Linked DNA regions of Homo sapiens: region 1 is linked to region 2. Evidence: chromatin loops called from intact Hi-C (ENCODE). Cell type or tissue: K562. All regions are shown on one strand. Each heading gives the region's core, and the rest is flanking DNA. Links, peaks and the distances in the headings are about the cores only.

The links. A loop is a pair of places that touch in the nucleus more often than their neighbours do. Peaks named below come from ENCODE experiments on the same cell type or tissue, not always from the same donor. Only the 100,000 strongest peaks of a DNase experiment are listed, where the experiment ranks them.
Region 1: it touches region 2 in a loop (14-fold over the local background); 7 of 110 quality-filtered maps call a loop at or near these places.

What each region holds. Positions count from the first base shown.
Region 1 is chr17:37,782,021-37,798,652 of GRCh38, reverse strand. LOC105371757 (a long non-coding RNA gene) reads left to right here. Exons shown (of 4, transcript XR_934721.3): 4 at 417-666. Among named protein-coding and RNA genes, the nearest start is that of HNF1B, 45 kb to the right of the region's middle. RefSeq lists enhancers at 1,246-2,018, 2,019-2,796. In K562, for the core only: a CTCF peak has its summit at 7,092 (motif pointing right); a DNase peak (open chromatin) is centred at 7,102; H3K27me3 peaks cover 3,073 bases.
Region 2 is chr17:37,644,304-37,660,935 of GRCh38, reverse strand. It overlaps LOC105371756 (a long non-coding RNA gene), which reads right to left. Exons shown (of 2, transcript NR_188617.1): 2 at 9,116-10,381. Among named protein-coding and RNA genes, the nearest start is that of DDX52, 9.2 kb to the right of the region's middle. In K562, for the core only: a CTCF peak has its summit at 10,325 (motif pointing left); a DNase peak (open chromatin) is centred at 10,325.

The DNA of each region.
Region 1 (16,632 bases), core at 3,201-11,200, 140 kb before region 2:
TGAAAGAATTACTATTATTATCTTCATTTTACAGATGAAGAAACTAAGGTTCGGAGATGATCATTTTGTCCAGATCCCACAGACTAGTCAGGAGCAAGTCTTGGTTTCAAACTCAGATGTGACCCACAGTCCAAGCTTTTCCTACTGTGTGATTACTAGAACCAACCTTTGTGGAAATTCATTTATGGTCCAGCCACTTAATGTTTCGGGAAACTGTGGTTTTAAAATACGTCCACAAATTATTTGGTACTCTTTCCTCCAAGAGGTCATCCCTAACTCCGCTCCCATTGTGGGCAGGCTGGACTTAATGACTTGCTTTGAGCAAATAGAATATTGAGGATGATGGCAAGAGATTGGATCTTGAAAGATGCTGGGGCTTCCTTCTAGTTCTCTCTTTCTTGGACTACTCTTTCCAGGTCATGCTAACTATCATGTCATGAGGACACTCACGCAGCCTATGGAGAGGTCCACATGGTGAGGAACTGAGACCTCTGGCCAACAGCTTTGTAAGTCCATCATCTCAAATCTCCAACCCCAATCTAGCCTTCAGATGACTGTAGCCCAACCAACATCGTGACTGCAATCTCATGAGAGACCACTCATTGCAAACCTGATCCTGGATTCCTGACCCTCAGATACTATGAGATAATAAATGTTTTTAGCTGCTAAGTTTGGGGGTAATTTGTTATGCAGCAATAGATAATTAATATGGGAACTGCTTAATGTTGTTGTAATGGAGATGCTGGCTAGGTGTTTCTAAAATGTTTACATGGGAGATGGATTGGGAGGGTGCAATTGGCTCCCTGCAAATCCATCACTACTGGAAAACAATTTATACACGTTTTTACCAAGGGTGGATCAATATTGTATTTTAATGTGCATTTGCAAATATCCTCTCAATTAATCAGATTAGCTGTGGTGGTGCAGATTTTCCAGCTGCCCTCCCATCACCAAAATGATCTCTTTACATTGAGGACCCAAGCGAAGGTTAAGAAGGAAAATATCTCATTTTTTGTTATCTCTCTCACTTGACAAAGGATTTGAAACTTTTTATAATATTACATCCTTTTAGCATATAAATAAGACAATGAAAAACAAAAGTCAAAAGCAGAATGTTGAACAATCTGAAGATCAAGACTAGAGCCAAGTTGGAATGTGCTATGCAAGCTCCAGGTCCTCCACAGTTATTCAAAACAAGCCATTCATTTTGGCTCTGAGCTTCCCAGAGGAAGCACAGGAAGCAAATTCCCACTGTCAGGGCCAGCTTCATGTGTCAGCAGCCAGTGAAGTTGCACAAGGCCCTGTACTCCAAAGGGCCCCATACTTGGGAGTAGTGCCCTGAGGTTGCCATTTTGAAATTCTTCAGTATTTTATCCTTGAATTTGTGTTTTGTAAGTGAAATCTGACATCCCAATGGAGCATATAATGGGGATTTGGAGCCTCTGCTCACAGTCTGTTCCTGCTGCCTGCTGCCTGTCACCTTCCTGTCCCCTGGTGGGCTACGCTGGCCCCGCCTCCCCTTCCCTTGCCTGCTCTACAACAGCCACCACCCTCCACCCAGGGAGGTATCAGCAGAGGGAGGCCACCACCCTGCCATCACTCTCTGCCCTGCCACAGGGACCTGGGCATAGATGTGGGTAGGATAAGAGGTGTGTGCCCCATTGTGTGTTGGTGCAGGACAAGGTGGTGGTCGTCCCCACCTCTGGTTGGAAGTGCCCCACGTGTCTAAAAGGAATCCTCCCTACAGCTCTCAGGAAAGGAGAGACTGAGGGATATTCTTTGCTGCTGTGGCCAGGCAGAGGCACTGGCACCGGGGTGAAGAGTGTGGCTGAGAGGCTCCATCCCAGCCATGCAGAGTGGCAGGTCACCTTTGGCTGCAAACTTGGCAGAGGTCTCGTGTCCACCCCGGATCCTGGTACCAATCATGCCCCAGCACAGAGCTTGCAGTCCCTGGGGGTCACCTGTCCACCGTGGGTGGGGCAGCAAGTGCATGGAAAGGGGACATTGACTTCCCAGGGCCCCACATTTTCATTTTGCACTGAGCCCACAAATTATTTGGCCAGCCTTGTCTATCGTGCCCTTGGGAAAGAAGAAATCCATTTCTGAGAGTTAAGGAAGTTTTTCCGTCCCACGTGTCTAAAAGGAATCCTCCCTATAGCTCTCAAGAAAGGAGAGGCTGAGGGATATTCTTTGCTGCTGTGGCCAGGCAGAGGCACTGGCACCGGGGTGAGGAGTGTGGTGGCTGAGAGGCTCCATCCCAGCCATGCAGAGAGGCCAGCTGCCCAGGGACCCACCCATGCAAGGAGCTCTGCAGCCTCCGAATCCAACCCTGAAGCACCAAGTGTCTGCAGCCCGGCTGAGCTCTCGCAGCAGCCCACGAGGTGCAGAACAGGCTGTGCTGCATTCTCTGTGACTGGAAATTCACTAGGCATTCAGTGAGCCTACTCCATGTGGTTTGAAAATGCCACTAAAATGTCGTACAGGCTTGGCAGCCGGTCCGTGTGTCCTGGGGGGAGTCTCTATGCCAGGGGCTGCTCCTTTGCCTGGGAGCAAATCACAGTGTCCCACACAGGTAGGTTGACTTGGTAAAGGAGGGGACACAGGCCCACCCTGTGCAGGCAGCAGGGGTTTGTCATGGGGGTCTAGAGTCTGACCAAAATCAAGGGACTCTATGGGAAAGATGTGAAGACAGAGTTTACAGACTTGCCACATGGACCTATTTACAGCAGTCTCCTCCTCTCTGCCCTCCCATTGCCTCCTTGTCAAATGAGGCATTTCCAGGTATCTCCCTCTGCAGGGTCTTTGGGGCCAGGCTTGCCAATCCTGAGCAGAGTACAGAATGCACTGGGAGGAATTCATGTCATATTTCGTTCCTAGATGGTGAGCTCTTCTGATTCCAAAGGAGTACATTTCCTTTTCCATCCAAAACAAAAATCTCCAAACACTCCCTTGGGCCAACAAGTCTACCTGAGATGTCACCGGCATTTAGGGTTTGTCAAGGACATTTAGATCGTCGTCTTTGTTTGTCCAGGGCTGAGGGGTTTCAGTGCTAAAATGAGGCCACTCTCAGGCAAATAGGAAGGTTGGTCATCCAATTGCCATTTAGATAACTGAGAAGCCAGGTAAATCCAGATTATTTTTTTCAATAAAAAATTAATGATCACATTTATCACTCACCTTCAGGAGGACATATCTTAATATGAAATAAAACTGTGTGTGCTGAATTTCCTCAGGAAAGCCCAGGGGTCTTTCATGAGGATACAGTAAGGGAAAGGAAGGACAGAGACCTGTTTCCTAGACTTGGCCTCTTTGCCTTAAAGTTGAGTTTTATCTAGCAGCACCTGCAAAAGATAACTCCTCGGATAACTGTGCTTTTCTAGAAAGGCGAGTAAGGTGAGAGGTCAGTTGTTCTCTGTGTACACACGCCTATGTGGGAGAAAACTGTTCAACTTAAAATGCTAGAAAGGGCCTCCTAGGGATGCCTACTTTTCAAAGGTTTGAGCTATTCTTGAATATGAAAATGAGCCTGCAACATCAGCTGTGCAAGAAGTTTAACTTTTTTTAAAGCTCTTAGCTTAAGTTCTGCCAGGAGTCTCCATTGTATTGTGGTGGCGGAAGCTTGATCTTAGCCTATTCTGGAGTCCCCATCTTTTCTTCAGGGTTAATATCGAAGTTAGGAGGGGTCAGGAGAGGGAGTACTTAGTGTAATGCCAAGGTGTAAGGCAAGAAGGCGGGGGCAGTGGCATCTCATGAGACCAGGAGCAAATACTTAGTGAGCACTTCCGCTGTGCCAGACACTAAAAGCTTCATCTGTGTTCCATCTTTTGATATCTTGGATCAGTAGTGATCCGTATGATTTTTACCCACATTTTATAGATGAGGCACAGAGAAGGTAAGGGGCTTACAAAAGGATTACTTGGCTAGGAAGAGGCAGAGCTGAGATTTAAAACCAAAGGCCTGATTCCAGAGGTAGCACACCTAAGGTCATTCATTTAACAAATATTGACGGATCACCTATTATCTGACCTAGGCCCACAGTATGGAGCCTAAACAGAAAGGAATCCCTGCCTCAAGGAACTTCCATTCTGGCCTCTTCACTCCACTGTTTCTTGCAGCAGCCGTGAGGCATCCACTCCCTGTCCTGGTCCTGAGGCATTATTTCCTCCAGGCTGCTTTTTTCCTTGCTCTCATTCTAGGGGACCCTTCGGGCCCTGTGACTGTTTACTTCCACTCTTCTCCTAGGAAGGTGGACATGCATTCTGCTGTCTGCACCGTGCTGGCTCGGACCCCTTCTACTTCCACCTGCTCACAAACTCAAAGCACTTCTAAACCCCAGGCACATCCGCTCACTCATCATGCCCAGGGCCATTTCAGGCTGGCACATCAACCATGCACACGGGCCATTTCTGCTCTGGGGCCTGATCCCCAGAACTCTGAACATCTAGCTCAAATGGGGAACAGGGTGTCATAACTGCCTTTCTCAGGAAGATCTACGCATGCCTCATTTCTCTTCTTACTCTCCTCTTTCCCTGGTGGTGGGAAAACTGGTTCTAACTCACCCACTTTTTTCTAGGTCCTGGGTCATCTCACAGCCATGGATTTTAAGTTTCCAAACCCTAAAGCATTCTCTGCTCGCTACAGAAAATCCCTTCCCTCCCACTGGGTGTGTGTGGCTGATCCTAAGTAGCAGAAGGGTCAAGCAGGGAATAGAGAAAAGACAGGGGAACGAACCCACCAGTTAACACTGCACAAGATCCTTTCACTTCAAACACCTGCCTGTTATGATTTCTACATTTCGGGCCCCATAGGTAAACACTTTTCATGCACTACTAATGCTCACCATGCCCTTTTGACAAATCCCCCTTTGTGCCTCAATTTACTCACTTGTAAAGTAGGAATAATGATAGTGCCCACCTCGTACAATGGTTGGGAAGATTAAAATCAGTTACAGAGTATGAAGTGCTCAGAACAGTTTCTGGCAAAGAGGGAGTGCCATGTACATTGTTAGCTGTTATTATTATGATTATTATCATTTATTGTTGTTGTCATATTTGTCTTTCTCATTACACATGTTTCAGGGTGAAGATAACGTTTTAAAAATTTATCTCCGCATCTGATTCAGCACATACCAGGGCCCAGTACACAGTAGATATTCAGTACATGTTGATTTATTGTTTTTATTTATTTTAGAGACAGGGCCTCGCTCTGTCAGCCAGACTGGAGTGCAGTGACACAACCATAGCTCACTGCAGCCTTGAAGTCCTTGACTCAAGCGATCCTCCCACCTCAGCCTCCTGAGTAGCTAGGAAAACAGGCACACACCGCCACACCTGGCTAATTTTTAAAAATTTTCTCTAGAGATGGGATCTCACTATGTTGCCCAGGCTTTGAATTTTAACTGAAGAAACAAACTGTTGTGTTTTGTTCTGTCTTAATACAAATTCAGATTCAGATCTTTGATGTAAAGAAGTCACCTGACTCCTCCCCATTCACCACCCACCCCTACTGCTTACAAAAGATTACATTCCTTAGACTGTCAGAGCTGGAAGAGACCTGGGGGATCATCTGGTCTAACCTTAGTTCACAGAGAAGAATTACAAAGCCCAGGAAGAGGAAAATGAACGGCTCATGGTCACTTAGTGGGTAAAAGAAGAATTTATAAGCCAGCTGGTGGGAGTCTAATCATTTCCTTTGCAGGACTGCTCTCTGAGAAACAAAGCTCATCCCTTCCTTGTGCTCATGACTCATTGACAACATTTAATGAACACTCACCCTATGCCATGCTTAGGAGTGGGAAGACTGCAGGCCATGAGGCTAGAACAGGGTTCAAATCCCAGTTCCACCCCTCGACAGCTCACACCCTTGAATAAACCGAGCCTCATTATCCTCATTTATAAAATGGACAAATAATAAAGAGATGGCAGGAGTTTTGAGGGGAGTCAATGAACTAAAGCGTTCATGTTTCTAGCATATAGTAGCAATGTTTGTTCCCCTCCTCTCCACTCTGGTAGCAAGCCAAAGAAGCAGAAGATGGGCCCTTGTCCTCAAGGAGATTATGATCCTGTCTCTTTGCAAGATGAAGAAGCTTGAGCAGAGATGATGAGCTGAGTGGAAAGTCAAAGGACAGGGAGAGTTAACTGGGAATGTTTAACGGGAGAGGCAATTCTAGTTTTAAAAGAGAGAAAGAAGATCGCTTGGCAGGGAGCATTAGAAAGATTTCCTAACGTGCTCTTCAGAGAGGCTTCCCCTGACCACCTGTGCAAAGTAGCCCCCCATCACTCTCTGCCCGCTTGCCCAGCATTGTATATCACCGCATTTACAGCTCTGACACCCTTGCTTGTCTTTCTGTTTGTCATCTGTACCCCCAACTAGCATGTATGCTCCAAAGAACAGGGAATTCTTCATTTGCCATCTGCTCGGTGCTGTCACTCCTGTTCTAAACAATGTCTGGCATATCATAATTGCTTGAAAAATGTTTGTCATGTGAATATAGAGTGACAAATTGCAAACGTAGCTGAGTGATCTCGGGAAGAAAGGAATGATTTGCCTGGGAAGAGCATCTATGTTTAAAATATCAAGGAATTAGTGAATGGTGCTACAGTACTAACGGCTGGGATTTGACCATTTCCGATGGCAGAAAGGAGGCCTTTTCTGTTGAGCTGGTGGAGTAGCTTCTCTCCCTGGAAGGCCCACATTCCCGACCTTTGGCCAGCTCTTTTCACTCCCCTACCAACATGAGCCGAGATAGATAACCCCACCTCCTCAAGACTCGGGGTGCCTTTAGGTTAGCGCTTTACATGGGATCATCTGAAGTCACAAGTAATTCTCGAGTACGTCTGACTTTGTCAGCTAAGTGTTAGAGAGATGGATGCTCACAGCCCACAAATAGCATGGTTGAATCACCAAGCATCTTGTTTGTGTTAGAGAGTGAGATAAACTCTAGGAGCCTTCACCCATAAAACTGTCTGCAGTATTGAAAACATGCTTCATAAAAACTCCCTGATGACCAGGAATGTATCCTTCTAACGTGGGATTGGCTGAAAACACTTTCGAAAACAAATTACTATTGGGTTGTCCAGTTTTGCTCATATGCAGTAGGGGGCGCTGTTGATACAAATTCCATCAGTACTACATGGACTCCATTGCACTAACCACGGATGCGCCCTGTTCACAGCTTTACCCGGACATTTAGCCCTGGTTCTTAACACTGAAGAGTTAACAGGTGTGCCAGGAGAAGAACGTGGCTTAGTCAAACCGTTTGAAGGATATCATTTTCTTGGTTGGCATCCTATCAACTCTTAACTAGTTCTCTTCCTACAGAAACTTTTTCACCTTTTTCAGTTCTTCCCATATAACATTGACTTTTCTCCTAAAGAGATTATTTGTTGTTCATCCTAAGGATTAATGTTTGGTGTCCTGAGAATCACCATATTGGAGAAATGTCAAGATGTCTGAAATGAGGAAACCCAAGTCCTACCCACCAACTAGAAGAAAATTTAGACAAAGTCAAGTTGAACCCAACTCTCCCAAGAGATGAACTTACTAGGGCTGCAAAGGTACTTGTCTGGAACAGCACTCTTGGGTTTCCCCATAAGCAATATAGTCATTTAGGGAAGAAAGCTGCCCCTATAGAAGTCCCAAAGTGGGGTGCATGAGAGTTTCCAAATGCCAAATATTGTAGGGATATTCACCCACTTAGAAATTGGGCCATAGATTTGCATTTCTGGAAGCTCCGAGCTTATAGAATAAGGGATGGATACAGGGTACCCTGGACCATGAATAAAAGATGCCCTCCAATCCTTCACCCTCTCTTAAGCAACAACCTTCCAAGGCTGACTGGGCTTCACCAGATCCTGCTTTGGCCATCTTGGGATGACCAAATTACCACGTGGGTGAAGAAAGTACCGAGAATTGCGGGGGCCATGAAGATACTTTGACCTTTTCTGGAGTCTAGGACCTTCACTGTCCTCGACGGTGCTTCTATTCTAGTTCTTCTAGCAGAGGAGGGCAGTGTTCCTGTGAAGTTCCCGTGCTCCCTGTGGCTCAAAGCCTTTGAAACTGGGGATCCTGGCTGAAGGCTGACTCAGTGTCTCAGGACCCAGCAAGCCCCTCAGCCCCTCAGCTCCTTCAGCCTCCCTCCACACAATGCAGTGGATGGAGGTGCCAGAGAGAGGCTGCGAAACAAAGGTGGCTTTCACCCAGAGCCAGCTGAGAGGTGCCGACTGTGGTGGCGGGGTCTGCAGCCCTGAAGCTGGGTGCCGTCCTGTGACTCTGAGCTCAAAAATGTGTGAAATTTCTTTTTGCTGGGTATTCTACATCAAGCGGAACCTGTTCTCAGAGAAACATTCCATTTCACAGACCCTAATGGCTTTCCTCTGTGCTGATGCATTAATGAGGCTCCGGCTCGTTCTAATCAGAAGGAAGCCATGCAGATAATTGCCTGAATTTTTAATTCAGGGTTATGATAGGGGAATCAAAGTCACACTGCAGTTGCTGAGGCTGCCTCTAGTTCCAGGCCATTGACTTTTGCAATTTTCTTTGATTTCCCCCTCCCTGTCTCTTTCTCCCCACTCCCTCTTTCTCTCTCTCTCTCTCTCTCTCTCTCTCAGGCTTGGTGGAGACCGACAGTAAGTTTCAGGTTGGGGTGGAGTAGAGAAATAGGGGCAGCCCTTGGGGTCTCCCACAGTCTTTCTTCCTCCTCCTCTTTTGCAACCCTTCCCCTCCCCCATGAAAGCGTGGATCCTGCCTGCACCTGTCACCCCAGGGCTGGTTCTGGGAGAGTGCCCTGCAACTGGCCTTCCCACTCAGGGTCTCTGTGCCCATAAGCAAGGACAGGAAATTTGCCCCAGGAGAGGATCTCCCTTGGCAATTTACTTCTCATTTCATCTCAGGTTTTAGGGCAAAGGAGAGAAATGATAAAGGGAAGGGAAAAAGAGATCAGGTGGCCAGAGCAGCTCAGCATCTTCCAATTCCTTGCAAAGGCAATTTGTTCTCCATTGTTGCTGAGACCAAGGGCAGGTGGGAAGTTGGAGGAACCTAAGCCTGAGGTCCTTCCTGAATTTTTTCCCCTGACATAATCATCACTGAGTGCTAGAACTTTAAAGAACTTACAGAACCCTGACAACTACAGGTGGTAGACAGAGGTAAATGCAAACTGGCTGTATGATAGGTCACTTACCCACAAATTAAAAAAAGGACCCAGAGGCTGGTACAGAAAGAGCTCCCTGACATTGGCCAGTTTGCCCAGAATGTCCAGGACCTTGGGCTGACACAGAATTTGCTAGGGTGAGAGTCGGCAGCCTTTATGGCTCAATTCCAACCAATAGTCACTTTCCAGGAGAGTGACTATTCTTGCAAGGGAAGTTTCTTCTCCCAGTATGCTCTAGTGCTGGCTATAGCAACACTATCGGCACACATTTACACTTTAAGCCAGCATTCAGCAGAGTGATTCTTTCCCTTCCAGATTGGTCTCCGAATCACTGGGCACCACACACATGGCATCTAAGAGCAAAATGTATCTCCACATCTCTGGCTGTGTATATCGGTTCAGGATTTTTACTTTTAAGAGACAGAAGATAATTTTCACTGGGACTGACATCTCCTGGGTGCCAAGGACGTTATATACTGTCATTCCATTTAACCATTACCAGTACGTTGTGAAGAAGAGATGACTGTCTCTACTTTCGAGATCAGGAAACTTGGGTTCACCAAAAAAGAACAGAAATTTTACTGCCACCTGCACCTCACCTTCCAGGGGAAGTTTTGTTATGTGGAATCCAGAAATCCCTTTAAAGGTGCATTTTCAGGGCTTAGCAATGCTACTGATAATGCAGTCTTTCCAATTGCAGGTTACAGCTTTCAGAAATCAAAAGAGGCAGTTACCTTTATTATGCTGGTGGAATTTGACCTCCACTGGGCTTTTGTTTCCTCAATAAAACATGGCCTCATATCTGAATAGCCCCCCTCTCCCAAGAATGCCAAAGCAACCTCACAAACTCTGCAGTCATCCACACACTGACTCCTTAAGAACATCCCCAGCAGAACTATCACTTGACCCAGCAATCCCATGACTGGGTATCTACCCAGAGGAAAATAAATCGTTCTACCAAAAATACCATAATAGCAAAGACACGGAGTCACCTAGATGCCCATCCACGGTGGATTGGATGAAGCAAATGTGGTACATATACACCATAGAATACTATGCAGCAATAAAAAAGAATGAAATCACATCCTTTGCGGCAACATGGATGTAGCTGGAGGCCATTATCTCAAAGGAATTAATGCAGGAACAGAAAACCAAATACTACATGTTCTCACTTATAAGTGGGAGCTGACCACTGGGTACATACAGACACAAAGATGAGAACAGCAGACACTGGGGACTCCAAAAGGGGAGAGGGAGGGAGGAGGGCAAGGGCCGAAAAACTACCTATTGGGTACTATGCTCACTACTTGGGTGATAGGATCATTGATACCCCAAACCTCGTTGTCGTACAATATACCCAGACAACAAACCTGCACATGTACCCCTGAATCTAAAATAAAAGTTGAAATTATTAAAAAAAAAAAGCAGTCCATCTCTTCTACAACAGTGGACCTCATCATGGTGCTAGACTATTTTATGATAGCACAGAATATCTCTGGGGATTTTTGCGAATCTCTGTTGAACTTTTAAAGCAAAATCAGTTATCATTTCTTTTTTTTTTTTCATTTTTATTTTCATAAGAGACGGAGTCTTACTTTGTTATCCAGGTTGGTCTTGAACCCTGGGCTCAAGTGATTCTTTTGTCTCAGCTTCCAAAAGTGCTGGGATTACAGGCATGAGCCACTACTCCCAGCCAGGTTTCTATGTCTTTTAATTTTTTTTTTTTAAAAAGCATGTGCTTTGGGATGCCTTTAGGCAGAGTTAGGGCCTCATTTATTCAATCAATCAGCCTATATTTAATGAGCACCAACTATGCACCAGATTGTTCCAAGCACTGAGTCCTGCCCTCCGAGGGGAACATCACAGTTTAGTGGGGTAGATGAATGCAGGCTGAGGGATGTGGCAGAGGGAAACACAATCTGCTATGAACGTTGAAAGGAAATCCTGAAATCAAGCTAACAACATGTGTAAACTCCAACAAAATTGAGAGTAACAGCGAGTGCCCTTGTTCCTGAGCCCAGAACATAGATCCATTCAGGGATGAAAAACCCCATTCTAAACTTTGGTCCCCTCCCATCTCAAAAGCCAACTTTCTCTTAGCTCCCTGGAGACCCGGTCTGCTCCCCAGGTCCTGTGCATTCCAGCTTCAGCCCTGTGAACTTGGAGTTAATGATTAAACCACGTGGTAGTGCCATGGCTGGAGGCCGAGGCTTCCTTGGGGTGAGCTGGATGGCTCAGCCCTGGAAACTGCCAAGTTCCTGGCTCAGCTCCAGCCAGGGATGGGCCGGAGACAGATCCAGCCCCCACACCCACATGCAGCTCATTTTCAAAGTTGGCTGCAGTCTCAACAACCTCTAGTCACAGAATCCCCTGCTACAAACCTAAGGCACTGTGGTATAGTGGAAAATCCAATGTAAAAGGAAACGCAAGTCTTGGTGCAAATTCTGATCCTACTACTAATTCACTGGGTGACCTTGGGGTAGTCTCCTCACCTTTTCTGGGCTTCAAGTTTCTCATCCATAATGGAACAATGTCGGACCAGAACGTGCCATGTTCTCTTACAATTCTGTGCATTTGCACGTGCTGTTACATTTGCCTGGTACACCCTTCCTACCCCTTTTGTCTTCTCACTCATCCTCCAAAGTGCAGCTGAGGGGTCACCATCTTCAGAAAGCTTTCCCTGACCCTCTCCCAACAGGCTAAGCTAGATGCCCCTTCTTTTAGTCCCATAGCACTCTGTATTTCCTTTATCATAACACTTAGCCTACTGTTTTTACAGGCATATTTTGGAGATATCGTGGGTTCAGTTCCAGACCACTGCAATAAAGCAAATATGGCAACACAGTGGGTCACACAAATGTTTTGGTTTCCCAGTGCATCGAAGAGTTGTGGTCACACTATACTGTAGTCTATTAAGTGTACCATAGCATCACATCTTTTAAAAAGTACATACCTTAATTTTAAAATACTTTGTTGCTAAAAAAAAAAATGGTAGCAATCATCTGAGCCCTCAGTGAGTAGTAATCTTTTCGCAAGTAGAGGGTCTTGCTTCACTGTTGATGGATGCTGACTGATCAGGGTGGTGGTTGCTGAAGATTGAGGTTGCCGTGGCAATTAAAAAAAAATAAGACAATGAAGTTTGTGACATAGATGGACTTTTCTTTTTACAAAAGATTTCTCTGTAGCATGCAGTGCTTTTTGGTAGCATTTTGTCCACAATAGAAGTTCTTTCAAAATTGGAGTCAGTTCTCTCAAATCCTGCCACCACTTTATCAACTACGTTTATGTGATATTCTCAATCCTTTGTTGTCATTTCAACAACGTTCACGGCATCTTCACCAGGAGTGGATTCCATCTCAAAAAACTACTTTCTTTGCTCATCTGTAAGAACCAACTCCTCATCTGTCAAAGTTATATCATGAGAATCCAGGAATATGACACAAAGGTGGAATAGACATTAATTTTGTGCATTCTTTGGGACCCATGCACACGTATGTTTATTGCGGCACTATTCACAATAGCAAAGACTTGGAACCAACCCAAATGTCCAACAATGATAGACTGGATTAAGAAAATGTGGCACATATACACCATGGAATACTATGCAGCCATAAAAAATGATGAGTTCATGTCCTTTGTAGGGACATGGATGAAGCTGGAAAACATCATTCTCAGCAAACTATCTCACGGACAAAAAACCAAACACCGCATGTTCTCACTCATAGGTGGGAATTGAACAATGAGAACACTTGGACACAGGAAGGGGAACATCACACACCGGGGCCTGTCATGGGGTTGGGGGATGGGGGAGGGATAGCATTAGGAGATATACGTAATGTTAAATGACGAGTTAATTGGTGCAGCACACCAACATGGCACATGTATACATATGTAACAAACCTGCACATTGTGCACATGCACCCTAAAACTTAAAGTATAATTTAAAAAAAAAAGAAAGGAAAAAAAACCCCTCCCCTCCAAAAACTTGTGCTTTCTTTGGTAATTTTTTTTTGTTTTTTGTAACTACAAAGCTTTGCTACAATTTTATGCATTTCATTCAAGTCAGTGATGTGTGTTTGTATAATTTCCACAACATAATTGTTGATCATAAAAATGTAACATCATAATTACATTTCTAACTAGAATTAGTATGTCTAGTTTTGTATCTTTATGCTATATTTTTTATTTTATTTTATTTTAAGTTCCGTAATACATGTGCAGGATGTGCAGGTTTGTTGCATACATAAATGTGTGCCATGGTGGTTTGCTACACCTATCAAACCATCACCTAAGTATTAAGCCCTGCATGCATTAGCTATTTTTCCTGATTCTCTCCCTCCCCCACCCCCGAACAGGCCCCAGTGTGTGTTGTTCCCCTTCCTATGTCCATGTGTTCTCACTGTTCACCTCCAACTTATAAGTGGAAATATGCAGTGTTTGGTTTTTCGTTCCTGTGTTAGTTTGCTGAGGATAATGGCTTCCGGCTCCATCCATGCCACTGCAAAGGACATGATCTCATTCCTTCTTATGGCTGCATGATATTCCATGGTGTATATGTACCACATTTTCTTTATCCGGTCTACCACTGGGTTGGTTACACATCTTTGCTATTGTGAATAGTGCTGCAATGGACATATGTGTGCATGTATCTTTGTAATCGAATGATTTATATTCGTTTGGGTACATACCAAGTAATGGGATTGCTGGGTCAAACGGCATTTCTGGTTCTAGGTCTTTGAGGAATTGCCATACTGTCTTCCACAATGGTTGAACTAATTTACATTTCCACCAACAGTGTAAAAGTGTTCCTATTTCTCCACAGCCTCACCAGCATCTACTGTTTCTTGACTTTTTAATAATCGCCATTCTGGCTGGCGTGAGATGGTATCTCACTGTGGTTTTGATTTGCATTTCTCTAATGATCAGTAATGTTGACCCTTTATTTTTATGTTTGTTGGCCATATAAATGCCTTCTTTTGGGAAGTGTCTGTTCATGTCCTTTGCTCACTTGTTAATGGGGTTGTTTTTTTCTTGTAAACTTAAGTTTCTTGTAGATTCGGAATATTAGACCTTTGTCAAATGGATAGATTGCAAAAATTTTCTCCCATTCTATAGGTTGTCTGTTCACTCTGATGATAGTTTCTTTTGCTATGCAGAAGCCCTTTAGTTTAATTAGATCCCATTTGTCAATTTTTGCTTAGACTCCCACACAATAATAGTGGGAGACCTTAACACCTCACTGCCAATATTAGACAGATCATCAAGACAGAAAATTAACAAAATATTCAGGACTTGAACTCAGCTCTGATCAAGTGGACCTGACAGATATCTACAGAACTCTTCACCCAAAAGCAACAGAATATACATTCTTGGCACCACATGGCACTTACTATAAAATCGATCACATAGTTGGAAGTAAAACACTCCTCAGCAAATGCAAGAGAGCTGAAATCATAACAAACAGTCTCTCAGACCACAGCACAATCAAATTAGAACTGAAGATTAAGAAGCTCACTCAAAACCACACAACTACATGGAAATTGAACAGCCTGCTCCTGAATGATACCCGGGTAAATAATGAAATTAAGGCAGAAATCAAGAAGTTCTTTGAAACCAACGAGAACAAAGAGATAACATGCCAGAATCTCTGGGATGCAGCTAAAGCAGTGTTAACAGAGAAATTTATAGCACTAAATGCTATAACACAAAAAGGTAGAAAGATCTCAAATTGACAATCTAACATCACAGCTAAAAGAACTAGAGAGCCAAGAGCAAACAAACCCCAAAGCTGGCAGAAGACAAGAAATAACCAAGATCAGAGCAGAACTGAAGGAGATAGAGATATAAAAAAACCCTTCAAAAAATCTACAAATCTAGGAGCTGATTTTTTGAGGGGAAAAAAAAAAAACCTGCTAGCTAGACTAATAAAGAAGAAAAGAGAGAAGAATCAAATAGACACAAAAAAAAATGATAGAGGGGATATCACCACTGACCCCACAGAAATACAACCATCAGATAATATTAAGAACACCACTATGCAAATAAACTAGAAAATCTACAAGAAATGGATAAGTTCCTGGACACATACACTCTCCCAAGACTGAACCAGGAAGAAGTTGAATCCCTGAATAGACCAATAACAAGTTCTGAAATTGAGGCAATAATTAATAGACTACCAACCAAAAAAAGCCCAGGACCAGACGGATTTACAGCTGAATTCTACCAGAGGTACAAAGAGGAGCTGGTACCATTTCTTCTGAAACTATTCCAAACAATTGAAAAGGAGGGACTCCTCTCAAACTTATTTTATGAGGCCAGTGCCATTCTGATACCAAAACCTGGCAGAGATACAACAAAAAAAGAAAACTTCAGGCCAATATCCCTCATAAACATTGATGCAAAAATCCTCAATAAAATACTGGCAAGCCGAATCCAGCAGCACATCAAAAAGTTTATCCACCACGATCAAGTCAGCTTCATCCCTAGGATGCAAGGCTGGTTCAACATATGCAAATCAATAAACATAATTCATCACATAAACAGAACTAAAGACAAAAACCACATGATTATCTCAATAGATACAGAAAAGGCCTTCCATAAAATTCAACATCCCTTAGTGTTAAAAACTCTCAATAAGCTACGTATTGATGGGACATACATCAAGACAATAAGAACCATTTATGACAAACCCACAGCCAATATCATACTGAATGGGCAAAAGTTGGAAGCATTCTCCTTGAAAACCAGCACAAGACAAGGATGCCCTCTCTCACCCTCCTATTCAACATAGTATTGGGAGTTCTAGCCAGGGCAATCAGGCAAAAGAAAGAAAGAAAGCGTATTTGAATAGGAAAAGAGGAAGTCAAACTGTCTCTGTTCACAGATGACATGATCCTATATCTAGAAAACCCCATCTTCTTAGCCCAAAAGCTCTCAAGCTGATAAGCAACTTCAGTGAAATCTTAGGATAAAAAATCAATGTGCAAAAATCACAAGCATGCCTATACACCAAGAATAAACAAGCAGAGAGCCAAATCATGAAAGAACTCTCATTCACAATTGCTACAAAGAGAATAAAATACTTAAGAATGCAATTAACAAGGGAAGTGAAGGACCTCTTCAAGGAGAACTACAAACCACTGCTCAAGGAAATCACAGAGGACACAAAGAAATGGAAAAACATTCTATGCTCATGGATAGGCAGAATCAATATCGTGAAAATGGCCATACTGCCCAAAGTAATTTATAGATTCAATGCTATTCCCATTAAATGACCATTGACATTCTTCACAGAATTAGAAAAAAAAAAACTACCTTTTATGCTGCATTTTAACACTTTGTATTACTTAGGTTATTTTGTTTTGGTTAAAAAGGCTCAAGTAGAAAAAGCAATCCAATCCGTATTAAGACAATGTAAAAACTGTAAATAAAATGTGTACAGAGAATTGTCTTTTAGGCAACTAGATTTGTCCTTTTATTTCTCC
Region 2 (16,632 bases), core at 6,578-14,577:
AAAGACTACAAATCAGGTTCAGTGTACACTGCTTTGGTGATGGGTGCACCAAAATCTCACAAATCACCACTAAACAACTTACTTGTGTAACCAAAGACCACATTCTCCAAAAACCTATGGAAATAATTTTGTTTTTAAAAAAAGAAACTAACCCAGATCACACACAACTACTAAGTGGTAGAGGTAGAGCTGGAATTCTAATTTGAGCCCGTGTGGCTGCAGAGCCCATGCTCTTTCCACTTTCCACTCCGTGACAATTGCCTCCAATAGGCCTACTGAGGAAGATGGAGGATATATACAGAGAAGGCTATGGGAACACAGGGATGGAGAAAAATTAATTCCAACTGAGGGTAACAGGGACAGATTTATGAAGAATGTAGAGATTCACTTGATAGACATTCACTTTAATGCCAGAAAGGCTCAGAAATACATCTGTTTAAAAAAGTTAGGCACACCCTAATTGTGTACTAATGTTAATGCCAAAGAAGCTAGGCCTTGCCATAAAAATGCCTCATAAATAGTAAAGCAGGGACTGTATCCTACTCATCTTAGTAGTACTACCCCGCACCCTTACACTTTCCCAGTCTAATGGCAACTAGAATAGTGCCTTGCACATAGTAGGCACTTGACAGATATTTCCAAGATGAATAAGTGAATGATACTTCAGGAAAGACTTGGTTTGGGACCTTGCTAACTTGGGGGATGCTGTAGCCCCCCAAGCTGGAAGACCCTTTTCCCTCTCATCTTTCTCCCTGCAGTTCCTCTGATGAGCCCATAGGCTGAGTGATAGGGGATCCACTGTACCGGAGATGATTTATGGTTCTTTGTTATACAAATCCCTTCACATTCCTCCCCATCCTCTTTTCGCAGCCAATTCATCATGATATTTAAATGAAACTTTGGTTAGTGAACTATGGCTCACCGCCCTGAAGACAATTATTCAAGATGCCATCTCTAAAAAAGTGTTTAAAAAGACCCGCGATCCATCTGGATTGTCTTAGATTTCCCTGCTTTTCCCAAGGACCCAGGGAAAGGCCTTTGCTTTTACCTTAGAGAATCCCAGGTACTCAGCTGGAGCAGTGAAAAGAAAGAAGGCAATGCTCTGTAATTGCTCCATAATTAAAATACTAGAAGCCCCAAGGAAGATATAACCACAGTATTTCAGCCTAGGCTACAGAATAACTTTGCAAAGATGCCTCAGAGATATTTTACTTAATGCTCTGGGAACCCCAGCTTTATTGAGTCAATCTGCTATCAAAATGATGATGGCAAAGTAAAATGAAACTTTCTGATTCTTCATGCCATTAATGCAAGCTGGTGTTACCCTAATCAAATGAAACCCCTTATCATGACTACAGGAGTGAAACAGAAGCAAGCATTTCCTCCATCTGTCATTAAGCTTATTTCAATCATATCACTCATGGGATATGATACATGCTGCCATTATCTTGACTGTGTCAGTACAGTCAATAGAACTGAGACAAATTCTTGGGCTAAAAAAATCACATATGTTAATTCTAATACAATATCGTGCAGAAATGGGTACTTTTATTTATTGATTTTATATAGCATCACTTTATTATGAAAATAATGGCTGTTAGATACTGATTACATGATATTTTCTAATAAAGATGAGTAGCTGGTGCCTTTTAATTTCCTACTCTGTGATGCCAAATAAACTCACTGCTTTTCTCTGTGCCTCATTTTCCCTTTATATATAGTAGAAGAATGTTTTGCTTCCCATACTTCTAAAAGACAGAAAACTCAAAATGCAACAGAACACAGTGAGGCATTTTATAAAATAATGTGTATTTTTAAAAGCTGGGCAGCTGGTCATGGTGGCACAGACCTATAATCCCAGCTACTAGAGAGGTTGAGGCAGGAGGATTACTTGACACCAGGAGTTTTGGTCCAGCCTGGGAAACAGCAAAACCACGGGTCTAAAAACATTTTTGTTAATAAAGAAATAAAACCTATTTTCTAAAAAGTTGGGCATCTATCTCAGTTTCAGTAATTTTTTTAAAGTAGGGCACACATCTCAATTTCAGTGAACCACATCATAATTTAAATGCATCAAAGCTGCTGGGCGTGGTGGCTCATGCCTGTAATCTCAGCATTCTGGGAGGCTGAAGCAGGAGGACTGCTTGAGGTCAGGAATTCGAGACCAGCCTGGGCAACACAGTCAGACCCCGTCTCTATTTTAAAATTAAAAAAAAAAAATTTAAGTATCAAAGAAACTCACATAATATTCTTTTGTAAAAATAATCAAGCCCCTTGTATACTAGTTTAGAACATTCAAAATTTCAAGTAATAAATTTGCTTAAAAGAGAGGTTCAACTAGGCCAGGCATGGTGGCTCATGCCTGTAATCCCAGCACTTTGGAGGCCGAGGCAGGCGGATTGCCTGAGCTCAGGAGTTCGTGACCAGCCTGGGCAACATTGTGAAACCCCATCTCTACGAAAATACAAAAAATTAGCTGGGCATGGTGGTGTGCGCCTGTAGTCTCAGCTACTTGGGAGGCTGAGGCAGGAGAATTGCTCGAACCCAGGAGGCGGAGGATGCAGTGAACCAAGACTGCGCCACTGCACTGCAGCCTGGGAGACTCAGCAAGACTCTGTCTCAAAAAAAAAAAAAAAAAAAGAGAGAGGTTCAACTAAACTTACGAAGTTCCTTGAGTTCACCCTATGTACTTGGTGGTATAAAATATTTTTATTACATATATTATCAGCTGAAACATTTATTATGTACTGTCCTTGCTTCCCACTCCTTGAATGCAAGCAGTTACCTTTGACCTATATGATGTTAACAATTTATTATTCATTCCAAATGAGCCTGTTTCTGTTTAATTGTCTATAAAAGTCTATCCCAAAGCAATTAGATAAAACAAAAAAGACATGAATTTAAATGAAGAGCAAGATTTTTAAGATATTAATTTTTTATACAATTTATTAATATTCACACTAATTATTAAGTAATATTAAAAATCACAATCTGATTTATATTTTTCCCAAAGAATTTTTTTTTTTTTGAGGCAAAGTCTTGCTCTGTCATGCAGGCTGGAGTGCAGTGGCACAATCATAGCTCACGGTAGCCTCAAACTCCTGGGCTCAAGCGATCCTCCTACCTCAACCTCCTAAGTAGCTAGGAATATGGGCACATACCACTATCCCCAGCTAATTTTTTAATTTTCTGTAGAGACAAGGTCTTGATATGTTGCCCAGGCTGGTCTTGAACTCCTGGGCTCAAGCAATCCTCCTGCCTCGGCCTCCCAAAGTGCTAGGATTACAGGCGTGAACCACCACATATGACCTTCCCAAGAATTTTGTCCCCAAAACTGAAAAAACAATGCTGTGGTAGAACCACAGTTCCCAAACTGTGTCCCAAGGAACTCCAGCTTGGAACAGCAGCAAGTCCATAGAGCAACACAGAATATTTCAAATGTTCAAGGACAACACAGTGATACTCAATGTCTGTTGAAAATCACATGAACTACTAGTATGAGATAGCCATGGTTTCAACATTCAAATAGTACCCTTTTGGTAATGTCAGATCATTGCAAAGCTGAGTTTTCTGTGGTTGCTGGGATGAAAAACAAGTACTATGTGAATATCAACGTGAATCAGGAAATGAGTGTGGCAGTGTCCAATCTGAGCCCAAGGTTTGAGAAGATGTGCAGCATCCAATAAGCTTGTACTGCAACCTTATGTTATAGAGCCTTTTATTTATTTATATTTATTTATTTATTTATTTTGAGAGAGGGAGTCTCACTCACTCTGTCACCCAGGCTGGAGTGCAGTGGCACGATCTTGGCTCACTGCTACCTCTGCTTCCTGGGTTCAAGCAATGCTCCTGCCTCAGCCTCCCGAGTAGCTGAGATTACAGGCACCCGTCACCACGCCCAGCTAATTTTTGTACTTTTAGTAGAGATGGGGTTTCACCATGTTGGGCAGGCTTGTCTCAAACTCCTGACCTCAGGTGATCTGCCCGCCTCAACCTCCCAAAGTGCTAACAGGCGTGAGCCACCATACCTGGCCTACATTATAGATACGATTATTAGACTCATTTTATAGTTGAAAAAACCAAGGTTCCCAAACTTTATTGATTACTGTGCTTTTAGTGTCTGGGTAATTTTTGTTTTTTTTGCAACTCTCATTAGCAAGTAAGTGTAATTATTTTTAAATGAAATACAATTTTTTTCTTTAAATTTATATGTATGGCCTGGGGCGGTGGATCGCGCCTTTAATCTCAGCTTTTTGGGAGGCCGAGGCAGGAGCATCACTAGAGACCAGGAGTTTGAGATCAGCCTGGCCAACACAGCAAAACCCCGTCTCTACTAAAAATTCAAAAATTACCTGGGTATGTTGGCGCACGCCTGTAATCCTAGCTACTTGGGAGGCTGATGCATGAGAACTGATTGAACCTGGGAGGCAGAGGTTGCACTGAGCCGCAATCATGTCACCACATTTCAACCTGGGCAACAGAGTGAGACTCTCTCAAAAAAATAAAAAATGTTTTATATGTATTATTTTTTCAAATGGCTACTAAGTTGTAAAATCATAAATATATATTAAGATATTTGGGCTTAACTTAATCAATGGAATTATTAAGTATTTCTTTGAGCCTGAGTTGTGAAAAAATTACTGAGACTCTAGGAGCACAGTTACCAAGAAAGTTTGGGAACCTTGGTTTTTTCAAGTATAAAATGAGTCTAATAATAGTATTTACAACATAGGGTTGCAGTGAGATTGAATGAGTTAATTTACAAAAAGTATTCGGAATAGTATAGGCACCTTGTATTAGTAGTAATATTACCACCTCATTACCTAGGACAGTTCTCGTCAATGATCTTAACACTCACTTCTATGTGATCGATAAAAGAGTTTTGAAGTACATCTGTATCAGTAACATTAAAACTTTATAACTGCCAACATAATCAGAAGTTGTTTTTGTTTTGTTTTGTTTTTTTGAGACAGAATCTCCCTCTGTCGCCCAGGCTGGAGTGCAGCGGTGCTATCTCGGCTCACTGCAAGCTCCGCCTCCTTGGGTTCACGCCATTCTCCTGCCTCAGCCTCCAGAGTAGCTGGGACTACAGGCGCCCACCACCATGCCTGGCTAATTTTTTGTATTTTTAGTAGAGATGGGGTTTCACCGTGTTAGCCAGGATGGTCTCGATCTCCTGACCTCGTGATCCAACCACCTCGGCCTCCCGAAATGCTGGGATTACAGGCGTGAGCCACGGTGCCCAGCCATAATCAGAAGTTTTTATTTAAATTTACTATCTGGGAAGAGAACAGAAATTACTCTATTTCTTTATTTTTTGCTCTCTTAAATTTTTAGGTCTTCTGGGATTAAAATTTTCATTCTATTTTTTTTAAAAACTAGAAACCCAGAATTTCTATTACAGAGTTTAAAAAAAAAAAACTTCAAAAGTCTTTCATTTGAAAAAACAATTTTAAAAAATTGTGTTCATGCCAAGGGTGGTGGCTCACACTTGTAATCCCAGCATTTTGGGAGGTCGAGGTGGGAAGACTGCTTGAGGCCAGGAGTTCAAGACCAGCCTGGGCAACATAAAGAGACACCATCTCTACAAAATAAAAATAAAAGTAATTAGCCAGGTGTAGTGGTGGGTGATGACAGTCCAAGCTACTTGGTAGGCTGAGGTAGCAGGATTGCCTGCACCGAAGAGGTCGAGGCTGCAGTGAGCTATGATTGTAACATTGTACTCCAGCCTGGCAACAGAGCAAGACCCTAGCTCAAAAAATAAAATAAAAATTGCGTTTAAAGAAGCATCTAATAAGGTATTTGCCCTCTTCTCACTCCCCACACCCCAACTAAGACCTTCTATAAGCTGTTCTGCTAGGAAGGTGAGCAGAATTTACTTGCTACACATTGATTACAGCCTTTATCTTCCTATAGCTTAGTAATCCTTAAAAGTGTTTTACTTATCTCTTTCTTTTTATTTCTTAATTTCAGACTTACAGAAAAGGTATAGAAATTGTACAAAAAAATTCCTGTATATTCTTCACCCAATTTCCTAAATATTGCTATTTTACCACGTTTGCTTTATCATTTTGGTCATTTCGCTAACATAGTATCTGACATATTTCTCCACTCTAAATTTATAATTTTTCTCCTTATAATTAATACATATCTTGTGGGGGGGACATACTTTGTGACTATGTAAATATCCCATTTCTCAACCAAACTTGACCTGCTAGTTTTCCTATCCATCGATGATTCAATTATTACCACGATGGTTGCTAGATAGTGATTTCCTAATTCCATTATTCCTTCTACATTTATTAGTTGATATTGTACAATAAGGACTCACTTTTCCTTCTCCCACATTTATTTACTCTTATTTATATGCCCACATGTTATTCAATGAGTTATAATACATTACTATCATTATTTATTTTTATGCTTAATTCTTCCAGATTTGGCCAGCAGCAATCCCTTCAGGATAACTCTTGGACATTTTGAGATGCCTGATCCTATATTTTTAAAGTACTTTCTAACTTACTAGCTTAATAAAATGTGCAAGGCTCATCCTGTACGTCCCCAGCCCTAGCCTCCCTGGAATTGGCCAAATCCTCAAGGAGCTCTGGTTCCTTTAAATAGTGAACAAAATTAGAAATCATGATTTAAGTGACAGGTGTGCTCATTGCTCTTGGGGTGTCATTGTGTCTGGGATTTCTCAGTGAATAGAGCCAGGGAATATATACATGCATATATATATGATTATATGTACACAATAAAAACATTCTCATACCTTTCTTAAAAAACATGAGTTTTATACTGTCATTCCAAGTCTAATCCAACACTATACGATTCATTCTACTTTTGTCCTGTTCTAATTTGTAACTCTCTTCTCTCTGTGAGGAAAATGAATTCCATTATCTATAATAAATGTACTTATTTGCCCAATTCCAGAATACACAGAAGTAGTTTTAGAACTGCTACCAAAAGACACCCTCTAGTGCAAAAAAAAAAGTAACTAAAATTTAATATTCATTTGCAGTTCATTTAGTCTTTAGTCTGAGAGTACACAGTTAAAAAAAAAAAATTATATTCTGCAGTTGCTTGGATTGGGTTAGTCCCCCCACCAACATACCCGCTCTTCAGGGTGATTATATTATTCACTTGAAACTGTTAGGTTGATTTGTTTGTATTCCATTTTAGGATTTCCCTCCCCATTTGTGTGTGTGTGTGTATGTGTGTTTTAGTATATGAACATTAACATGGTTCCAAAAGTAGACCCATACAAAAAGAAATATTCAAGAAAACTGTCAGTCCCCATCCCCTCCACTCAGTCCCCAGCCTCCTCACCCTTTCCTCCTCATTTCCACCCACTTCCTGTAGGTAACCAATCTCATTACTTTCTAATTTATCCTTCCCGGTTTTCTTTTTTGGTCAAAAAAGCAGACACATGTATGTTTTCTCACTCCTTTTTTTTTTTTTTTACACAAAAAGTAGCATACTATAGATACTGTTTTGTACTCTACCTTTTTCACTAAATAATATATCCTAGAAATCATTCTATATTGGTTCACAGACATCTTCATTTTTTTTTTTTTTTGAGACAGAGTCTTGCTCTGTCGCCCAGGTTGGAGTGCAGTGGTGCAATCTCAGCTATGCAACCTCTGCCTCCTGGGTTCAAGCAATTCTCCTGCCTCAGCCTCCCAAGTAGCTGGGATTACAGGCATGCACCACCATGCCCAGCTAATTTTTGTATTTTTAGTAGAGATGAGGTTTCACCATGTTAACCAGGCTGGTCTCGAACTCCTGACCTCAGGTGATCCACCTGCCTCAGCCTTCCACAGTGCTGGGATTACAGGCGTGAGCCACTGCACCTGGCCCCTCATTCTTTTTTATAGATTTATAGTACTCTATTATGTACTTGTACTGTAGTTTATTCAACCACTCTCCTCCACAGGAGACTATTTTTTTCTGAGTCTGCTTGCTAGAGAACCATATGGGAATTTAGATTTTCTCAATTATTTCCCAAATACAAACAATGCTGCAATACATAAACTTGTGCGTATGTATTTTCATATTGCCGTAGGTGTATATTCAGGATAAATTCTTAAAATGATTACTGGGCCAAAAGTAAACACATTTGAAGTTTTTTTGAAACCTATAATGTTTTAATATAGAGATTTAAAGTAGTTTTGTAATAATATTATTTGTCTATATAGGTGTTTTGTTTTAGATTTTGAGTCACCAGACTTTGTCTTTTACACAGCACAATTATACCTTAACGAATATGTGCTGGTGACTATAAGCAATTGAATAACAAAATTATTCCTAAGTAGTATTAGATTTTGTATTTATTTATTTATTATTTTTTATTTTTGAGATGGAGTGTTGCTGTGTCACCCAGGCTGGAGTGCAGTGGCACAATCTCAGCTCACTGCAATCCCCACCTCCCGGGGTCAAGCGATTCTCCTGCCTCAGCCTCCCGAGTAGCTGGGATTACAGGCACGCGTCAAAACACCTGGCTAATTTTTGGATTTTTAGTAGAGACAGGGTTTTGTCATCTTGCCCAGGCTGGTCTCAAACTCCTGAGCTCAAAGTGATCCACCCGCCTCAGACTCTCGTCAAGTGCTGGGATAACAGGTGTGAGGTACCATGCCTGGCCTTATATTTATTTAACTAGTTTAGTTCTGAGAGTAATGCTGTATAAAAATAATGGGGTAGGGGGAAGAGCCCTTAGATATGAGAAATAATAGATACATAAGGATAGATCACATTCTGCCTGTGGGAATGGTTGGGGATATATTTTCACATCTCTAAGAAGGACGTATTTCCTCCCAGCAGAGGTGATGATCTGAAGTTGCTGGAAACATGATAAATAGTGAAGGGAGCCGGTCTGCCTGTGCTACAGGGCCTGGTTAATTACACTGTAAATCATGCAAATACTGACATGTTGAACAAAAAGCTTCTCCAGACATCTTATCCTTCTCACTAAAAGACAGTTCTTTTAAAAAATAGGCAGATTGGTAATTATCTCAAGCTGAGAATATACAAAATGCTGATATTAACCCCTAGAGATGCAGAAAAGTTTTAGGGCTTTGAAGTCTGTAAGGCATTAAAAAATGCTTAACAAATATGATTTACAAATCATACACTCTTGATTAAGCATTTTATTAGTAGGACAACCAACTCCCACTCCCCATAGCCTACAATCAGTACTATAACATTATTCTAGAATTTTATTATTTGTATCTTTCTTTTGGGAGCCTTCCCTTGTATATTGTCTAGGATTCACGAATAATTCTCTACCCCTTAGAAATGTAAATATTTCATTTGGAAATCTTTGTGCGATCTGGGCTTTCACAGATGGAGATCAAAGATAGGAATTAGTCCTCTACTCCACTCCTGACCAGTGTCAGCAAATCCTCCCTTGTCCCTTTGTCTCTTCCACAATAAAAGCAAAAGAATATGACCATGGTGTACATATTGATATTTTACCACTTTTATGTTACCATTTATACTGTGACCATTTCATTCACATGGTATCTTCCAGGTTGCTCCACTGTAAATTTTCAATTTTTCTCTTCGTAACTAATCAATACCTTGTGGGACACACTTTGTGACTATGTAAATATCCTGTTTCTCATATGTGGCAAAGAGTTTCATGAAGAGGACACAAATTCACAATAGGGGCCCGCAATAGATCTCCTTAAATATGATATTATTTAAACCACCTCATGCCAAACAGTCTATACCTGAAGAAAACCAAGTTTCATTAATTGCTGCTTTTATCTTGGCATCAATAATAAGAGGCAATGCAGCCTTGTTTAAAGAGCGCAAGTTTGGGGATCACACAGATTGGGTTCAAAACCAAGTATGGCCACTTACTACCTATATGATGTGAGAGGCAAGCTACTTAATGTCTCTGAGCCCTAGTTTCTTCTCAGAAAAATGAGAACACTGTAGTATCAACCTCATAGAGCTATTGTGAGTTCAATGAGCTCATATAATATGAAAAGTACCCTGAACCCAATGTGGCACATAGCAGGCATTCAATAAATGGTATCCATTAATAAATAATAATGGTGAAATTATTTTGGTTACTTTTGAACCCTGATGAAATTTTTTACGGATGGAGACATTCGGGCATACTTGACACCTATTCTATTGATCCAGCCTTACGTCAGAGCTGATTTAAAAACAGAAAAGCAAAGTCCTTGGTAGATTCTCTTCAGGAAATTAAACTGTGGGGTCTATGGGCCCAGAGTTCATGTCAACTCTTCACTTCAATGTGGACTGTCCATTTGGAGGTCAATAAGATGAGTCCAGAGAGCCCTTTATTCGAAGACTGGAGTGCCACCGTGAGGTCAGCATTGGTCCTTGCGCTATTTACTTCAATTCTGTCCTAATTAAAAGAATATTTGAGTAGTTACACTTACATTGCATTGTAGCCTAAAAGTACACTCTGTTGACTATTGGTGGCAAAAAAAAAAAAAAAAAAAAAAAAAACTGTAAGAATTTGGATTTCTTGAGTACTTGATTTGGATTTCTAAAGTACTAGACTATTGGTAAATCTTGAGAATTTGAAGCTGGAAACTCAGCCTCGGGGAAAGCAAGGTTTTTGTCTCACTGTGGGAATGGCTTCCGGATGTTATCCATAGCCAATCACCCTCTCCTCAACTCACTTTTAAATTAAGATCCTGAAGTTACAGTTCAAAAGTTCCTAGCTCCCGTTGCAAAGAAATAATAATTCCTACTTTCAAATAACCATTAGAAACTTCATTCAAATGTCCCACAAAAATCTCAAACTCAACGTATTCAGAATTAAACTTACTATGAATATATAGTCCTCACACAAACCTAGCCCTTCAGTATTCTCCCTTTCCGTGAAAAGGCTCACCCCTACTCAGTCACCTAAGTTTGAGACCCGGGAGTTATTTTAAGTTTCTCCCTCTCCTGCTATCCTCCCACATCCAGTCACTTTACCTCCTTAATGTCCTTTAGATCCGCTCCTTTCTCCTCTTCCTTCCTACAGCCACTGCCTTCTTTCCTCACTAGACTGCTATTTCAATATTGTCCTGGTCTCCCTGACTCCAACTTGCCTCTCTTCTGTGTTGCTGCTAAAGTGATGTTTTAAAATTAAAAACTGCCAGGCACAGTGGCTCATGCCTGTCATCCCAGCACGTTGGGAGGCCGAGGCAGGTGGATTGCTTGAGCCCAGGAGTTCAAGACCAGCCTAGGCAACATGGCGAAACCCCATCCCTACAAAAAATGTAAAAATTAGCTGGGCATGGTGGTGCATGCCTGTAGTCCCAGCTACTAGGGAGGCTGAGGTGGGAGGATCACCTGAGCCTGGGGAGGGCAAGGCTGCAGTGAGCTACGATTGCACCACTGCACTGCAGCCTGGATGACAGGGTGAGACCCTGTCTCTAAATAAATAAATATTAAATTAAAAACTTTATATCAGTGGCTTAACATCCTCTAATGGCTCTCAGTGCCTACAATATCAGGTTCAAAGTCCTCAGTATATACAAAAGGCCCGTCACAAGCTGGTCCCTACCTACCTGTCCAGCTCCAATTCTTGCTGCAGCATCCACTTCCAGCTTTGTTGAGCCACTAGTAGTTCCCCAAACACAACAGCGTGTTTCATCCCTCTTTACATTTGTTGCGCTGCTCTCCTCTCTACTTAAATACTTTTACCTGTGTTTTCTAATTGGTCAACACTTTATTTGTTAAGGCTATGCCAGCTTTGTCTTCTCTATAAAGTCTTTTCTAACTTTCCACAAAGCCCACTCCATCCTGCCACCCTTACTCCCTCACTTCCTACACTTATACTGCAGTGCCTAGAGAATTTCCTTGCTCTGTTTGCAAACAGTTCTCTGTCCCTTGCAAACTCAAAGCTACTTGAGACCAAGGACTGTGTCTAGTTCATTTTTGGATCCCTAAGCCCTAGTCCATGCCAGAAACACTGTAAAAACAACCACCACCAAGTTTGTTGAATGATAAACAAGGAGTGGAGAAAAAGTTTTCAAAAACATACTCTTAGGACATAGAGTGATCACTCTATTCACAACAAGTTATCCCAAATAGCTTTTCCACTGCAGTGTTATACAGACTTTGTGTTCTCACTTGCTACAGCTGAGAAACCATGTGTGTCTACCAGTCAGACCGTACTGGTTTTTAGAGAAATTCCAGTTATACAAAACCATGATTCAGTTTCCTCACCACTTTTGTTGACAATGCTTTTAAGTTGTTTTGTTTCGTTTTTTCCCCAGGAGGAAATGGTCCTTTAATGAGTCAGCTGGACATTGTGAGGGTATGAAATGGTCTAAGTCTAACAGTTTCTATTTGTCTTCTTTCATTCATTCATCTAAAATTTATCACAAAGCACCAAGCAAAAAACATAAGGTCCATTCCAAAATTCATTGAGGTTGGCAGTTTCAGGGATCTTTGTCTATTTCATTTCACTTCATTAATTGGACAAGATTACTGACCACTTACTGTGAAACAGACTCCATGAGAAGCAAACAATATGAAGATAAATGAGATGTAGGAACAGCCCTCAAAAAGCTCAAAGTCTGTGGACATACATGGAAATATCATTTCAATGCTATAGGAAAAGAGCTAAAATAGAGGTACTTATGAAGTGGCATGAGAACTCGAAGAAAGATGGACTATGTCAAGGAGGGGACATTCAGGGTAAGTTTCACTCAGGAGAGGACATGTAAACTGAGTATTGAAGAATATAAGGAGTTATCCATGGAGGAAAGGAACAGAGGACATTCCAAGAAGAAAAAAAAAATAAGTACAAAGTTTCTGAGTTGGAAGCAAAGCTGAAATGAGGTGAGAAAACTAAAGCTTAGAGAGGATACGTAACCACACAGCTGGTTAAGTGATAGGACTGAGAGTTGAACCCAAGCTGAAGCTGTTTATGGCAGGGAGTCATATTTCTTGAGAATGCTGAAGCAGATAAAATGTTGAGACCCACTGCTTAGGGACTGACATACAAGTTATAGTTCAGACTACATTCAGCAGACAATGGGGAATCAAGAGAGGTTTTTAAGCAGAGAAGCAACATGGTCCACATTTGGGCTTCAGAAATATAATTCCAGCAGGTGGATTCTTAATGTTGACTACAATTAGAATCACTTGAGAAGCTTTCAAAAATTACAGGCTAGGGAACCAGTATAGAACAATTAAACCAGAATTTCTGGGGGTGGGAATCAGTTTTCTTTTGTTTGTTTGTTTTGAGGCAGGGTCTTGCTCTGTTGCCCAGGCTGGAGTCTAGTGGTGTGACCATGGCTCATTGCAACCTCGACCTCCCAGGCTCAATTGATCTTCCCAGCTCAGCCTCCCTAGTAGCTGGGACTACGGGTACACCACCACACTTGGCTAATTTTTTAAAAATTGTTTGGTAGAAATGGGGTCTCCCTATGTTGCCCAGGCTGGTCTTGAATTCCTGGCCTGAAGCAATCCTCCTGCCTTGGCCTCCCAAAGTGCTGGGATTATAGGTGTGAGCCACTGCACTTGGTCACTTGTTTCATAAGTTCTTCAGAAGATTCTATTGTGTGGTTAGGGTCAAGAACTATTGCTCTAGAAGGAAGAACTGAAAGATGGGAAAGAACTACTATTGCTTAAGAACCTACTATGTGTGAGATTTTGTTCCAAATGCTTTATACAATAACTACAGAATATATATATCTATATATCTATATATCTATCTATCTATATATATATATATAAGGATTTTATACATATCTAGTATTCTGACCCATCTCAACCATTTTGAGCCCTGTGTGGTGAAAAGTTATGCTACTCCTAACCTCAAGGTAGATATTATAATCCTATAATCACTATTTTACCAACAAGGAAACTGAGGCACAGACCAGTGAAATAACTCATTTAAGATTATCAAATTACTAAATGACACAATTGGACTCAAACATTAAGTATTTCTGATGCCCCAAACCTACACTCCTTCCACTACACACCACTGCCTATGAGCCTAGCTTAATCTTCAGAACGATTCCAAAGTAGCTATCATGATCCTCATTTTACAAACAAAGAAATTAGTCCCAGAAAGATTAATGTGACCAAATCACAAATCACAGCTAATAGGTGAAGAGGCTGGGAGAATTTAAACTCAGCCCTATTTAACTCCAAGTCCATGCTTATGAAGGTAAATAATATAGTACATATTCAACACTCAATATAATTCTTCTTTCCTCTGATCGGAAAGCAGCAAGTTGAGTTATTACTATAACACAGAGTATTATTCCTAGTGGCTTCCTCTTCCTTCTTCGGTCCTAGGTGGCTAAACTTCTATTGAACTATCAATCTCAGGTGCTTTTCTTGTTGGAGTGGGGAGGACAGAACTCTGCCATAACCTTCCATGATATTAACCTGGAAAAAGTTTAACCCTGGCCAAATCTAACACTATACACTTCACACCCTTATTTAAGTGGCTGAATCATGCTAATTTGTCTCCTTTTACATTAATTGCCCTGAACCTCAAATGGGCATTTATTGCCCAGAATTATTACCGCCTTTCTTCAGTAAGTTCATTTTCCCACTGTTAGAGAATATTATTTCACACCACTTCTCTTCTCAGCCCTCCAACACACCCTGACAAAATTTCATCCCACCCCCATCTCATAATTCTCCCTTCTCTGTTGCAGCAACAATTTATACCTTTCCACTGGGTCATCCCATATAATTTACAAACATCTCCTAGCACTCATATTTAAAAACATCAAAAACCAAAAGCAAAACCCTCCTTTGAATCCACATCTGGCTATAGCTACCACCCCACTTCTCTGCTATCCTGCTCAGCTAAATCTTTGGAAGAGTGGTTTCATCCATCTCCATTTCACCACCTTCACCAATCATCTCTATTCACCAATGTCCCTGAAACTGACATTATCAGGGGCTCTAGTGACCTCCACGTTGCCAAATGCAGTGATCTTTTCTGTCTTCAGCCTCTCAACAGCCTTTGAAATAGCTGATCACTACCTTCTTAAAACTTCTGTCTGGCTTTGGTGACACCAAATTCCTGGTCTTCCTACCTCACTGCTTGCTTTCTACTTCACTTGCTTCTTCTCAGACTCTTGTTTTACAGGTGTCTCCTCCTCCACCTCATCTCCAAGCATTAGAGTACCATAGGGTCAGTCCTGGGTCCCCTTCTCTTCTCCATTCACACATTTTCTCTAAGTGATCACATTCATGCTCATGCTTTTGGAGATGGGTTTGTTACCACTTACATAGGGATTAGGTTCTAAATCAGCTCATAAAGAAAAAAAAAATCTCATAAAGTTGAATTTTTTTTTAAATTCCCTAAGTCATCCACAAAGTATGGTAGTTGCCATTTCATACATATTAATTTTATATATGGCTATGGCCATATTTATGTGCCAAACTGAAGATCAACACACTAATATTGAGTTTTTCCTCTTATGTTGAAATAGATTAATTTTATTTATTTTTGAGACAAGGTCTCACTCTGTCACCCAGGTTGGAGTGCAGTGGTGCCGTTACAAGTCACTGCAGCTTCAACCTCCCAAGCTCAAGCAATCTTCCTGCCTCAGCCTCCCAAGTGGCTGGGACTATAGGTGTGTGCCACTACACCCAGCTAATGTTTTAATTTTTTGTAGAGATGGAGTTCCGCCATGTTGCCCCGGCTGGTTTCAAACTTCTGAGCTGAAGTAATCTGCCCACCTTGGCCTCCCAAAGTGCTAGGATTACAGGTATAAGCCACTGCGCCTGGCTGAAGATAAATTATTTTTATTGAACAACAGATGAAGTACTTGGGAAGTTCCTATTTTTAAAGAGTAGACACACTTGGGACAGGAAGACCACCCCCCGACCCACTGTAATAGGGAGTAAGGGGCTGAATTCATCTGAGAAACCGCAGATTCACCTCCCCCATCACATGCTCACCTCACACCTGCTTTCCTTGATTGTAAAGGACTCACCCATACAATTTCAAGTATGTTTCATTCTCTTTGGTCAAATACATATAACTGAATTTTTATAAGTTAAATGCTTATATGGTACAACTCCTTTGTATCATTTATATGTTGATGACTTCCAAATTAATTTCTCTAGCCCTAATTTTTGTTCCTGAGCTTCAGATTCAGAACCAACTACCTACTTGGATGTCTCCACTTAAAGTCAACTAGGTAGGCATCTTAACACGTCCAAAACATAACAATTGATTCCATCCTCCGTATCTCACTTGTACCAGAAAGCCCTTCTTCTCTCAGGCTTTCTTAGCTCAGTAAATGGCATGCCATCTACTCAGCCAAAAAACTAGGAGTGATCTTTGATTCCTCCCTTTCTCTCACCTCTGCATAAAATCCGTCAGGTACGTTTAGCTCTACCTCCAAAATACATGCCAGATCTAATCCATTTATCTCTCTCAGCACAGATACCAACCTAGACAAGCCATGATCATCATTCTACTTTGACTAACCTGTTTCCACTCTTAGCTTTTCTATGGTCCATTCTCCAAATAGCCAGTGTAATCCTTTATGAAACATCCACGCATTCATTCACCAAAGTGCACAGAAACTGGGGATACATAACGAAGCAAAGTATATCCCTGTGCTCAGGGACTTACATTCCAGAAGAGGGAGAGGCAATAAGCAGTAAATAATT